2 separate regions of the Homo sapiens genome follow, and region 2 is linked to region 1. A link is an interaction called in ENCODE POLR2A ChIA-PET data of the cell type or tissue named here. Cell type or tissue: OCI-LY7. All regions are shown on one strand. Links, peaks and the distances in the headings refer to the core of each region. The heading gives the core; the rest is flanking DNA.

Region 1 (6,744 bases), core at 690-5,689:
CATGGTGAAACCCCATCTCTACTAAAAATACAAAAATTAGCTGGGCGTGGTGGTGCATGCCTGTAATCCCAGTTACTCCGGAGGCTGAGGCAGGAGAATCGCCTGAACCCGGGAGGCGGAGGTTGCAGTGAGCCGACACTGTGCCATTGCACTCCAACCTGGGCAACAAGAGCGAAACTCCATCTCAAAAACAAAACAAAACAATAAGTTATCTGATGTGTAAATCACTTAGAAGAGTGCCTGGCAGGTACTAAGTGCTTCCCAGATGATACTTTGTATTTCACAGACATTTCTTCCTCCTTCTCCTCCTCCTCATTTTCTCCTTCTCATTCCTCTTCTCCTTCTTCTCCTTCCTCTCCTTCTCCTTCTCCTTCTCCTTCTTCTCTTTCTTTTTTCTCTGTGACTCTAGTCAACGATCACAGACATTTCTTATACTCACATTGGGGTGTCTGGGGAAATGGTGTCTGGGGCAGTTCCGCACAGAGAAGTCCACGAAGTAACCAGTTCCTTCCCCTCCTCTCTAGAACAGATGGGATCAAAATAGTTTCAAGAACAGACAAAGAAAAAGGAAAAAAAAGCAGTAGATAACTACCATTCAATATTTTTTAAGGCAGTATGAGAATTCAAAATCACCAGTATGTGTCATTTTTTAAAATGGTTTCTGCCTTTTAAAAATGTATCACCTAAGTGATAAGGTGAATACCAGTTCACTGAAAAGGTTCAAATAATAAATATATGATAAAGTAGAGTGTGAAAAATCACCTCTCCTGCACTCCAACTTCTTCCCAGAGTTTTCATTCTCATTTATTTGATGTGTTTCCTCTTCGAGTGTTTTCCTAGATGTGTTACACATACACAGGGAGATCTAAGTGTTTCATATAAATGGGTCCATAGTCTAAGTACTGTTCTATAACCTGCATTTTCCTATACCAATATGTTTTCAAACTCCAGTGCGCATGGGTCCAAACATTCTTTGAGCAACTGCATGGTACTCATTTCCTTACTTGTATGCAACACAATCTATTTAACGCTGCATTTTCTGAATGCATAGCAAATGTCAACCAGTTGCTCTACAAGACAGCTCTGGGTGAAAGTACTTGGGTCCTTGTAGAGAGAGCAGGGAACCATCTAACTATAGGCACATTACTGGGTGTGGTGAGGTAATTTCTCTGAACTTCAGTTTTCCATCATAGTACAAGAATGTTAGTATTGGATGATTTGCAATGACACAACCCTCATATGTTCTTGTCTTTCCCTGTTTCCTCTTTAGATTTTCTCCCTACTCTGTCAGATGTCTACTCCCCTACCCATCCTTCAAAAAAAAAAAAAAGTGTTTGAGGAAAGCAATTTTTTTGTATTTTTTAAATACCTGCTGCCTGTCTTTTATGGCCTCAAAAGTGACAAATTAAAAGGCAGCTAGTCAATTGAGGCAGGTGGAGAGGGTATGCCATTCAGTTCCTGCTGCCAGGTTGGAGCCTGGGCCTTCAGACTCCAACCGAACCTTAGTGGAGACTCACCACTCTTGCAACTCTCTCGATTCGGTCCACTCTGAAAGAGGCAAAGTCATCATTCTCCTCTTTGTACTTCTCAAGGGCTTTGTTGGCTTGTTTTCTGTAGCGCTCAGTATCCTCAAAGAAATCTATGAGGACCGGACTATCTTTGGTATTGGCCAGTGCTGAAGAGACTGGAGAAAGAAGATAGCAGTGTCACAGTAAAGGGCTGGAAATGTTAATGGTGGCTTGGTGGCAAGAATGACAATAACTTTCATTTTAAGGATGGGCAAATTGAGGGTGGGAAGAGCTGAGTAACTGCTTCAAGATCAATCAGCCATTTGGCAACCGAACTAAACTGCTGATTCTTCCTTCGAGTCTTTCTGATCCCCATGTCTATGTTGTGACCCCTACTCATGATGCCTTCACCAGTACCACTGATAAAGTGCTAACATATATATATAAATATGACAACTATGACATTCGTTAATATATAAATATATATTATCTATTATATAATATCTATTATATATTTATATATTATATAATATATCATATGTTTTTATATTATATAATCATATATTTAGGTATTAATATGATATATATATTAACATATATATTAAATAATAGAGATGGGGTTGAGTCACATTGCCCAGGCTAGTCTCAAACTCCTGGGCTCAAGCAACCCTCTGGCCTCAACCTCCCAAAGTGCTGGGATTATAGATGTGAGCCACCGCACCAGGCCACTAATATTTTAATAAGTTCTTCCTGTTGTTGCCAAGGGGGAAGACAGAGCATTAACATAGAGTTTTGCCCAGAGAGAGGAGAAGATACAGATCATCCTTTCTTCAATGCAAACTCCTGTGGCAGTATCTTGCATTTTTGTATATAATATCATATTTGGATTTGCTATTTTAAAAAGGAATCCTGTGATAATTCTATTTGAAAATGTAAATTAAAAGGGTATGGAGGCTGGGCGTGGTGGCTCACACCTGTAATCCCAGCACTTTGGGAGGTCAAGGTGGGCAGATCACCTGAGGTCAAGAGTTTGAGGCCAGCCTGACCAACATGGAGAAACTCCATCTCTACTAAAAATACAAAATTTGTTGGATGTGGTGGCATATGCCTGTAATCCTAGCTACTTGGGAGGCTGAGACAGGAGAATTGCTTGAACCCGGGAGGTGGAGGTTGCAGTGACCCGAGATCACACTATTGCACTCCAGCCTGGGTAGCAAGAGCGACACTCTGTCTCAAAAATAAAAATAAATAAATAAAAAAGCTGTGGAATTTAGAGTTAATACTCCTGGGATTGTGTCACATCTTCACAATATCTTGGCTTTGTTCTTGAGGCCAAGTCATTTAACTTCTTTGAGCATCAATTATTTTGTCTTAAATAGAAAGTGTCATAACCTTTACTTCATAGTCCCAAGACTTTACTTCCTCCCAAGACTATACAACTGGCAGATGATGACTCAAGCTAAAGCAAGCCTGACTCCAAAGCCTATATCTATAATGAGGCTAACCTACCTCTCCTAAATCTCTATTTTTATGTGTTGAATTTCTTTAAAAGAAGGTGTACCAGTACCAGGGAAATTTGTCTCAATTCTATTCTCTGGAGAATGAATAATAATGGAGTCTATGAAGGCTTTTCTTTCATGTACATCATAGATATACATGAATACATCTGAATATATATGAATACATATGTACATAGATGAGACAAATACCACTGTATGATTGAATTTGTATTAATCAAGAATTAATTAGCAATTTAACAGATTACCATACCAGAACTTGTGGTGCAGTTAAAGTCAATCACTCTGAGGTCCTGAGATTCATGGGAATGTCTTGTAGCTATTACCTTACATTGTCCGATCACCTGTAAGAAAGAGGCTCTTGAGGACTTGCTGAGTCATTGCATCCTGCCTTCCTCAGGTCAGATATGAAAGAGCAAAAAGGTGATGCAACATCCTCCTACTGTTCATTTAAAAATGCATTTCTTTCATCAAAGCTTGTCTCAAACCCTGCATTTTCTTAGTCAGTTTCTGTGTGCTGCATCCTGTTGGCACTCAAAATCCTCAGGAGAACCAGCGAGAAACTATTTAAAGCATCATGGCCATACCCCAAACATTTTCAAGGGAAAAAGTGGTGAAAGTTCCAGGAGTGTGAACCTCTCATTTTCTGGAAATGAAATCTTGAATCTCTGCTTATTCATCTTCATGTTCTCCACCTGTGTCAGAGAGCCTGGCATGTCAATACCCACCTCCCACATGCAAAGCCAGATCTTATTCCTCAGTGTATATCCTAGGTGCTGAGCAAGACCCAATTCCTCACTGCAAGTAATTACTTTGGCCATTCCTGAAAATAGGACCATTGTTCATAGGACACAATTACAAGTTCATAGATTCTGATACCTGTAGACTGTCAAGAGTGGAAGGCCCTTAGAGTCCATGAATTCCTAAACCCACTTCTTATTTTACAGTCAAAAAACACCAAAGTGGAGGGATGTTATTAGATGATTTACCCAAGGACCCACAGCTGGTTATGCTCTTTGATGGGACCACACACCCTGCTGAGTTGTCTTGAACTGGGTTCCCAGGAAAGACTCTCAAGAGTATTGCTCAAGGTTAACATCATCTTCATGAATCTCAAGGCAAAAGCTGCCCTTTCTCTTCTACTGTGTTAGCCCAGGCATTGGCTGAGTGAACAGAGTAGATGGAAAATAAGAATGAAAAGAGCAGAGTGAAGGTGCCCTCTTTACTTACTATTTCAGATGGACGTCTGGAATCAGGTGGCTCACAGTCATTCCAGTATTTCCTGGATAGGACCGAACAGTCCGATTCTTGCACATCTAAGACTAAGTAATATACAGTTGTATTTTCCTGAGGAATGCCAAAAGCAACATGTGAGTAGCACATGGAAACCTAGCGGGTTTTTTTTTATGTATTAAAGCTATATATTTATTACTTAAACAGAATTCCTGTTCCTCTCACTGTCTTTGCAGATGCTCTACCTTTGCGTCATTTGATCTATTGATTCCAATACATAGCTTCAATGAGTTATTTCCAAATCTTTTTAAGTGGTCCTGATTTGTCTTCTGCCCATAAACTTGAAGAAGCTATCACTAAACGGCAGTGGTGGTTTAGCGGAGGCATCATCACCTACGCATGCCTGGAAGTATAAGTCATGACGACCTCATCAGGGCCTCCAATCTGTCCTTGTAGTTGTGTCCTCTTGCCCAGCTCTATTACTGATCATGGGATTTTCTGCTTTGATGTTGCTTTGCCCAAAGCTAAATCCTCTCTCTTCTCTTACAAACTAGCTGCCCTCTCCACTTCCCTCGTCTTTGTCAGTGGCACCACTAACAACATATTGCCTTAGACTCTGGGGTAAAACATGTAAACCTACGAGATGTTTTCCTTGTCCTTGCTTTTGCTATCCAGTACCAGGCCCTGAATGGTCTTTCTTGGCAACGTCTCTCATGTCTATTCCTCAGTCTCATTGCCCTGACTCCCACTAACCCAGGTCTGACCCTTGTTCTTTCATTCCTGAATACATAAATAGCTTTCTACTTCATGTCCCTGTCTCTTGCCTCAGTTTCCCCAGGCACATCAGGACCCCTCCCCATCCACCCGCTCTCTATGCTAGCTCTCAGAGGCAGCTCTGTGCTGATGCATCCTATGCCCTAACATGTGTTGATGAGCCTGGCATGGGACTAATGGTCACTGAATTACTGGTTGAATCCTAAACTCCTGCACACCTGTTCTCTGCAACCCACAGTGCCTCCCTCTGTGATACTTTCAGAAGGGTAAATTGTCCTCTGTAGTACTCCTTGTCTGGCCTCCCTAATTTCAGTTTTTCCATCAGAGGGAGAGTAGGTTATTTGGGGAGCTTAGAGGCAGGCTTCATGTCTCTCTATAATGTCTATCGGCTCCTCTAGTCCAGTTTAGGTAGGCGTGTAATCTAAGCGAAGACAGTAAGCTTGTTTCACCTCAAGACAAGCCCACAGGCTTGGCTCCTACCTGATGCCTGCTCCAGAGCCCACATGGAACTTCTGGAACCCACCTGCTTATATTCAATGGCTCCCTAACACCCTTCTTCCTGATTCCATACCCACCTAGAAGTGGTGGTGCCAGGAATTCACCAGGAACACATTTACCCAGACCTGTTCAAATCCTACCCATGCATCATTACACAGCAGAAGCCTCCTCCCATCCAGTCTTACTAGATCTCCCCTCATTAAATTGCTCCAGTACATTTACCACTCCTTTGGTCACTTGGCTATTGTTGGGGCTCAGAACATGGTATCTCAAAGTATGGTACTTTTGGCGTGCTGAGTCCTTTGAACTGAAGAAAATGGGAAGGGCCTCAGAAGCCAGATCTGTCTGACCTTCTGCCCTTTGTTCTCCTACTCTGCTTTCTCCCCCAAGGCAAGCCATAGAAACTAAAATTTCTCTTCTCCAGGACAGTCACAGATGGTAGAATCCCTCTCCCCGAAAGCATCCATAAATCCTAAAATATGAATCTAACCTTCCCCCTGTGTCTTTCTTTGTAGGAGCTGGCCATAAAGACATTCTCTGACCTACTCTGTTTGATAGTAGGTCCTCAGATCCGCATTCCAAAGGGATCCTGTCCCATACTTGGGAGCAAGAAATGCCACACAGAGAGGCCATGAAGAACTCAAACAGAGAGGCCTTGCTGGGTCCTTCTTTCAGTCTATGACTCTTAGATTACAGCCTTTTGTCCCATCACACTTCTGCATTCTGCACAGCCTTTGTGAATTCTAAGTATGCAAGTGGCCAGTTTCTTTGGATATCTGAGTCTTCATTTATGAAGACTCCAGTGTCAGGTAAACCTTGGATTAAATAAATTTGTATGTTTTCTTCTTCTTCTTTTTTTTTTTTGAGATGGAGTCTAGCTTTGTTGCCCAGGCTGGAGTGCAGTGGCATGATCTCGACTCACTGCAACCTCTGCCTCCCGAGTTCAAGCGATTCTTCTGCCTCAACCCCCTGAGTAGCTGGGATTACAGGCGTGCACCACCATGCCCAGCTAGTTTTTGTATTTTTAGTAGAGACAGGGTTTCACCATGTTGGCCAGGCTGGTCTTGAACTCCTGACCTCATGATCCGTCCGCCTTGGCCTCCCAAAGTGCTGGGATTACAGGCGTGAGCCACCGCGCCTGGCCTTGTCTACCAGTTTTATTTCAGGCTCAGTTAGGAGCCTTAGGAGGGTTGAGAAAACTTTTCCTTCTCTCT
Region 2 (5,872 bases), core at 873-5,872, 65 kb before region 1:
ACAGGCATGAGCCACCATGCCTGGCCTATAATTTTTATTTATTTATGTATTTATTTGAGTTTTATTGTCCAACAGCTGTTAAATTCACTAGTAATTCAAGGGCTCAAGTTGTAATATCTAATAATCTAACAGGAATAGGAAGAAAAACTTAAAATGTTTTTAAATATGCCTTATTGTCCTGCCAAATCTTGAATTGGTGAAATACTGAGTTAGTACTACTATAGAAATTATGTGGATTAAATTTTGTAATTAGAAAAATTATTTGGGGTTTTTATTGTTCTCTTACTATTTTTAATATTAAGAAATTATTTTAGGCTGGGCGTGGTGGTTCATGCCTGCAATTCCAGCACTTTGGGAGGCTGAGGCGGGTGGATCACTTAAGGCCAGCTGTTCAAGACCAATCTGACCAACGTGGTGAAACCCCACCTCTACTAAAAATATAAAAATTAGATGGGCTTTGTGATGCACACCTGTAATTTGACAGCTATTTGACAGGCTGAGGCAGGGGAGTTACCTGAACCCAGGAGGCGGAGGTTGCAGTGAGCTGAGGTCATGCCACTGCACTCCAGCCTGGGTGACAGAGTGAGACTCTGTCTCAAAAAGAAAAAAAAATTATTTTAATCTCTAGCAACAGTTTTAATCACTACTCAACACTATCTTCCATTAAATATTTTGTGGCCCAATTTCTCAACCAAATTATTTAGTATTAAATCATAGTATTTAAATGTGTTGGCCGGGAATAGTGGCTCCTGCCTGTAATTCCAGCACTTTGGGGGCCTGAGGCGGGCAGATCACCTGAGGTCAGGGGTTCGAGACCGTCCTGGCTAACATATAATGAATCCCTGTCTCTATTAAAAATACTAAAAATTAGCCGGACATGGTTGCAAGCATCTCTAATCCCGGCTACTTGGGAGGCTGAGGCAGGAGAATCGCTTGAACCTGGGTGGCAGAGGTTACAGTGAGCCAAGATCACGCCACTACACTCAAGCCTGGGTGACAGAGTGAGACTCTGTTTCGGGAAACAAAACAAAACAAAAACAAACAAACAAAAAACAACTAAACAAATAAATAAATATTCACCAAAACCCAGGATGAGGAAGGCCTTTCTTAGGTGAAAAGCAGAGGAAAGAAATCTGAAGGAAGGGGAAAATACTAAAACTTGACTAGAGAAAAATGAAAACTGCTTCTGAAAAATCACAATAAGCAAAGTAGAAAGGCAAGCTGGGAAAACTATGATATAGAATCAATGTCTGTATGAATATAAAGCCCAACACTAAAAATGGACAAAAGCCATGAGCAGGTATTTCAGAGAAGTTAAAACGGTCATTAAGCCTAAAAAAAAGTTTAACTTCATTAATAAACAAAAACATGCACATTAAAAAAGCAATGAGACATCATTGTTAGCCTTCCATGCAGGCAAAGATGAAAACAAAAATTGATGATACGTGGCATTGGCCAGGCATAGGAATCAAGCAGCCTCAGTCACTGCTGGTAGGAAGAGAATTCAAATTAAGATCCTCAACTGGTGTCTTTTTTCTTTTATTTTTTGAGACGGAGTCTCACTCTGTCACCCAGGCTGGAGTGCAGTGACACACACTGCAACCTCCGCCTCCTAAATTCAAGTGATTCTCCTGCCTCAGCGCCCCCAAGTAGCTGAGATTACGGGCAAGTGTCACCACACCTGGCTAATTTTTGTGTTTTTTGTAGAGATGAGGTTTCACCATGTTGGCTGGGCTGGTCCCAAACTCCTGACCTCAGGTGATCCGCCCGCCTCGGCCCCCCAAAGTGCTGGGATTACAGGCATGAGCTACCACGCCTGGCCTCAACTGGTGTCTTATACCCAGGTGATGTGAATGTAAATTGGCATCATTGCAAATATTTGGTGATTCTGGCAATTTGCATCAAGTCTTATATATCTACATATTATTTGACATTCCTAGGACTTTGTCAAAGGAAAAATTTCTGCATGTGCACACACAGATCTTGGAAGTTTATTCATCTCAGCAGAGGCAGACAGGAGCATCAACAGCCTTGGGGACAGCAGCAGTGGTGGTAGGGCAAAATAAAACTTATATGAAACTGTAATCACTAATGTGTGAAAATGGAAGATTCAGGAAGTGTTTCATATCTGAAATATGAACCCAACGTGGAATCAACATGCATCCAAACAGGACTAAATGTGCAAACCCAAGGCAAGATTAAAACTATAAATATTTAGCAATTTGGCAAATTGGTCATTTTGGAGACTAGCTTTTAGCAAATTCATCATATGTTTAATTGATTTCCAGTAAATTGGCTGCTTCCATCAAGGCTGCCTTGGGTGACTATGTCCAAGCAACCAAATTGCTCTCTTTAAATGCAAAAATTAGTAAAGATTTATCTCTCTAAAGTAAGTTTGAAATTCTTGCAATATTCAGATTGACTTGGCAGCTATCTGATGGGTTACCTCTTTGTGTCCCCCTGACATCCTTAATGTAGACACATATGCATACTAGAATGTTGATTCATTAATCCACAGAGAAAACTGTAACTACTAAGAAGACTAGATATTCATGCTTGAGAATGAGTGGTTCTGTTTTTGATGGCAAACCTCTGACATACAATACATGGTGGCCTATTCCTACAACATTCAGAATAAAGAATAAGGGAGCTGGGTGCATTGGTGTGCGCCTGTAATCCCAGCTACTTGGGAGGTTGAGATGGGCACATTGCTTGCTCCCAGGAGTTCGAGTCCAGCCTGGGCATCATAGTGAGACCCCCATCTCTCTCTCTTTTTGTTTGCTCTGTTGCCCAAAGGGTCTTGTTCTATCACCTAGGCTAGAGTGCAGTGGCACGATCACAGCTCACTGCAGTCTCGACCTCCCAGTCTCAAGCAATCCTCCTACTTCAGCTTCCCAAAGTAGTTGGGACTACAAGCACATACCACCATACCCAGCTAATTTTTTAATTCTTTTTTTTTTTTATTATTTTTTGAGATGGAGTTTCACTCTTGTCACCCAGGCTGGAGTGCAATGGCATGATCTTTGCTCACTGCAACCTCCGCCTCCCGAGTTTAAGTGATTCTCCTGCCTCAGCCTCCCGAGTAGCTGGGATTATAGGCACCCACCACCACACCCAGCTGATTTTTGTATTTTTAGTAGAGATGGTTTTTCACCATGTTGGTCAGGCTGGTCTCGAACTCCTGACCTCAGGTGATCCACCTGCCTCGGCCTCCCAAAGTGCTGGGATTACAGGCATGAGCCACCACGCCTGGCCTTTAATTCTTTTTTTGTAGAGACAGGGTCTTGCTATGTTGCTCCAGCTGGTCTCGCTCCTGGGCTCAAGTGATCCTCCTGTCTCTGCCTCCCAAAGTACTGGGATCACAGGCATGAGCTACCATGTCTGGCCCGCGTCTCTCTTAAAAAACAACAACGAAAAAAGAATAAAATAATTTCACAAGAAAGCAGAAATATAAAGTGAGAAGTTAAAGCTGAAAAAAGCATGAATAGCATAGATTGGCGTCCCTTTCAAGTAAACCTAACGTGGTCATATGGCAATGAAATCAGAGAGAGAGGGTGGTTGTGTCTGGGATAGAAACAAGTGCTCAAGTAGCAGAGAGATCAAAGTATCAGTTTTGATTTACTTTAATCTAGTTTGTTTACTTTTTTTCAGTTACAAAAGTAATACAGAAAATTAGAAAGATTAAAGTAGTGTTATTCCATCACCTAAAAATCACCACTATGACTATGAGGCATTCGTTTTTTTGTTTGTTTCCAGGTGGAGTCTGACTCTGTCGCCCAGGCTGAAGTGCAGTGGCACAATCTCGGCTCACTGCAACCTCCGCCTCCCGGGTCCAAGCCATTCTTGTGCCTTAGCCTCCTGAGTAGCTGGGATTGAAGGTGTGCACCACTACACCCTGCTAATTTTGGAATTTTTATTAGGTTGGTGCAAAAGTAATTGTGATTTTGCCATTACTTTGGCAAAAACCACAACTACTTTTGCACCAACCTAATATTATAGATGGGGTTTCACCATGTTGCCCAGGCTGGTCTCAAACTCCTGACCTCAAGCAATCCACCCACTTCGGCCTCCCAAAGTGCTGGGATTACAGGCGTGAGCCACTTTTTTTTCCCACATTATTTTCTGTACTTTAAAATAACACAACTGATAACATCATGTATATTCAATTTTATGCCTCCTTTTTTTCACTGAATATTATAACACAAGACATTCCCCATATCAAGAGCTCCGCACAAAGATGCTTTTAAGTTGCTGCTTAACACTCTATTCTGAGGATATGCCAGACATGATCTAATCATTCTCATATTAATCATTTTGACAGTTTACTATTTTTGCTGTTATACTTAAAACTGCAGTGAATATCATTGTATATAAAGACTCCTACTTTAGATTCCTAGAAATTCAATTCTGAGCCAAAAGTATGAACTTTTTAGTGAGAATTTTTTCACCAGATTATGAGGATTATGTTGGCTTGCTGTAACAATTTGGCTCTATTTTGATTATTTTTATTTAGCTTGTATTTAGGGAAGCCAATTTTTAGTCTCTAAAATAGGGGTCTGTCCATAATGACATCAGTCAGAGACTATTGGAGTTGCTAGACATGTAGGCTCTTCTCTTTTTTTGAGAAGGAGTTTTGCTCTTGTTGCCCAGGCTGGAGTGCAATGACACGGTCTCGGCTCATTGCAACCTCCGCCTCCCGGGTTCAAGTGATTCTCCTGCCTCAGCCTTCCGAGTAGCTGGGATTACAGGCATGTACCACCATACCTGGCTAGTTTTGTATTTTTAGTAGAGATGAGGTTTCTCTATGTTGGTCAGGCTGGTCTCGAACTCCTGACCTCAGGTGATCTGCCTGCCTCAGCCTCCCAAAGTGCTGGGATTATAGGCATGAGGCACTCTGCCCGGCAAAATGTAGGCTCTTCTAATACAGTCACTCATTTTACAGACGGGGCCACAAAGGCTTAGAACGTTTGAATGACCACCCAGAGTGATCTGGGATGTGAGCGGCAGATGCTATGGTGGAACTGAGTCTCCTGACTCCCAGAAGACACTCCTGTCAGTCTTCTATTGATAGGGCATGAAAGGAGAGATGAATCCCCAGAGGGTACATTTGCAGGAGAGCGGGATCCCAGGCAGAGAGAACAGTAGGTGAAAGACATGGAGGCAAGAAAGCGTGGAGCCTTGGCAATGATGGATTGACTGATATGGCTGAGCCCAAGACATTATGTGATGTTATAATGAGAGATGAGTCCAGAAAGACATAGCGTAAGTCTTCCTGGCCCTAGCCCTGAATTTTATTAATTATATCATGGTTGCTATTGTATTTATTTATTTATTTATTTATTTATTTAGACAGAGTCTCGCTCTGTTGCCAGGCTGGAGTGCAGTGGCGCAATCTCGGCTCACTGCAACCTCTGCCTCCCAGGTTCAAGCGATTCTCCTGCCTCAGCCTCTGGAGTAGCTGGGACTACAGGTGTGCACCACCACACCCGGCTAATTTTTGTATTTTTAGTAGAGACAGGGTTTCACCATGTTGGCCAGGATGGTCTTGATCTCTTGACCTTGTGATCCACCCGCCTTGGCCTCCCAAAGTGCTGGTATTGCAGGTGTGAGCCACCGCGCCCAGCTGCTATTGTATTTATATAGCATTTTAGAGTTTGAAAAAGTGATTTGACATATATTAACTTATTTGATCCTCACCTCAGTCCTTTACATATAGAAAACAGAGAGAATGTTGTAAAATACTTGTCCGGGATGAAGCATACAGGGAGATTGGCACTTAATTTACCAAATCTAATGCACCAAATCACATTATCAAATGTATGGTTTCCCAATCCAGAGCCAAGATCAGTGGCAAAATTAGTCAGCAATTTGC

The links. ChIA-PET counts read pairs that join two places held together with the same protein. Peaks named below come from ENCODE experiments on the same cell type or tissue, not always from the same donor. Only the 100,000 strongest peaks of a DNase experiment are listed, where the experiment ranks them.
Region 2: POLR2A ChIA-PET joins it to region 1 with 6 read pairs; 2 of 35 experiments call an interaction of 5 or more read pairs at or near these places.

Annotation. Positions count from the first base shown.
Region 1 is chr3:186,666,563-186,673,306 of GRCh38, reverse strand. It overlaps HRG (histidine rich glycoprotein), which reads right to left. Exons shown (of 7, transcript NM_000412.5): 2 at 4,256-4,372; 3 at 3,279-3,369; 4 at 1,518-1,684; 5 at 440-520. Among named protein-coding and RNA genes, the nearest start is that of HRG, 3.9 kb to the right of the region's middle. RefSeq lists an enhancer at 3,172-4,371. In OCI-LY7, for the core only: no CTCF peak of the experiment used is centred there; a DNase peak (open chromatin) is centred at 3,436.
Region 2 is chr3:186,732,719-186,738,590 of GRCh38, reverse strand. All of the region lies in intron 7 of KNG1 (kininogen 1), which reads right to left. Among named protein-coding and RNA genes, the nearest start is that of KNG1, 18 kb to the right of the region's middle. In OCI-LY7, for the core only: no CTCF peak of the experiment used is centred there; no DNase peak of the experiment used is centred there.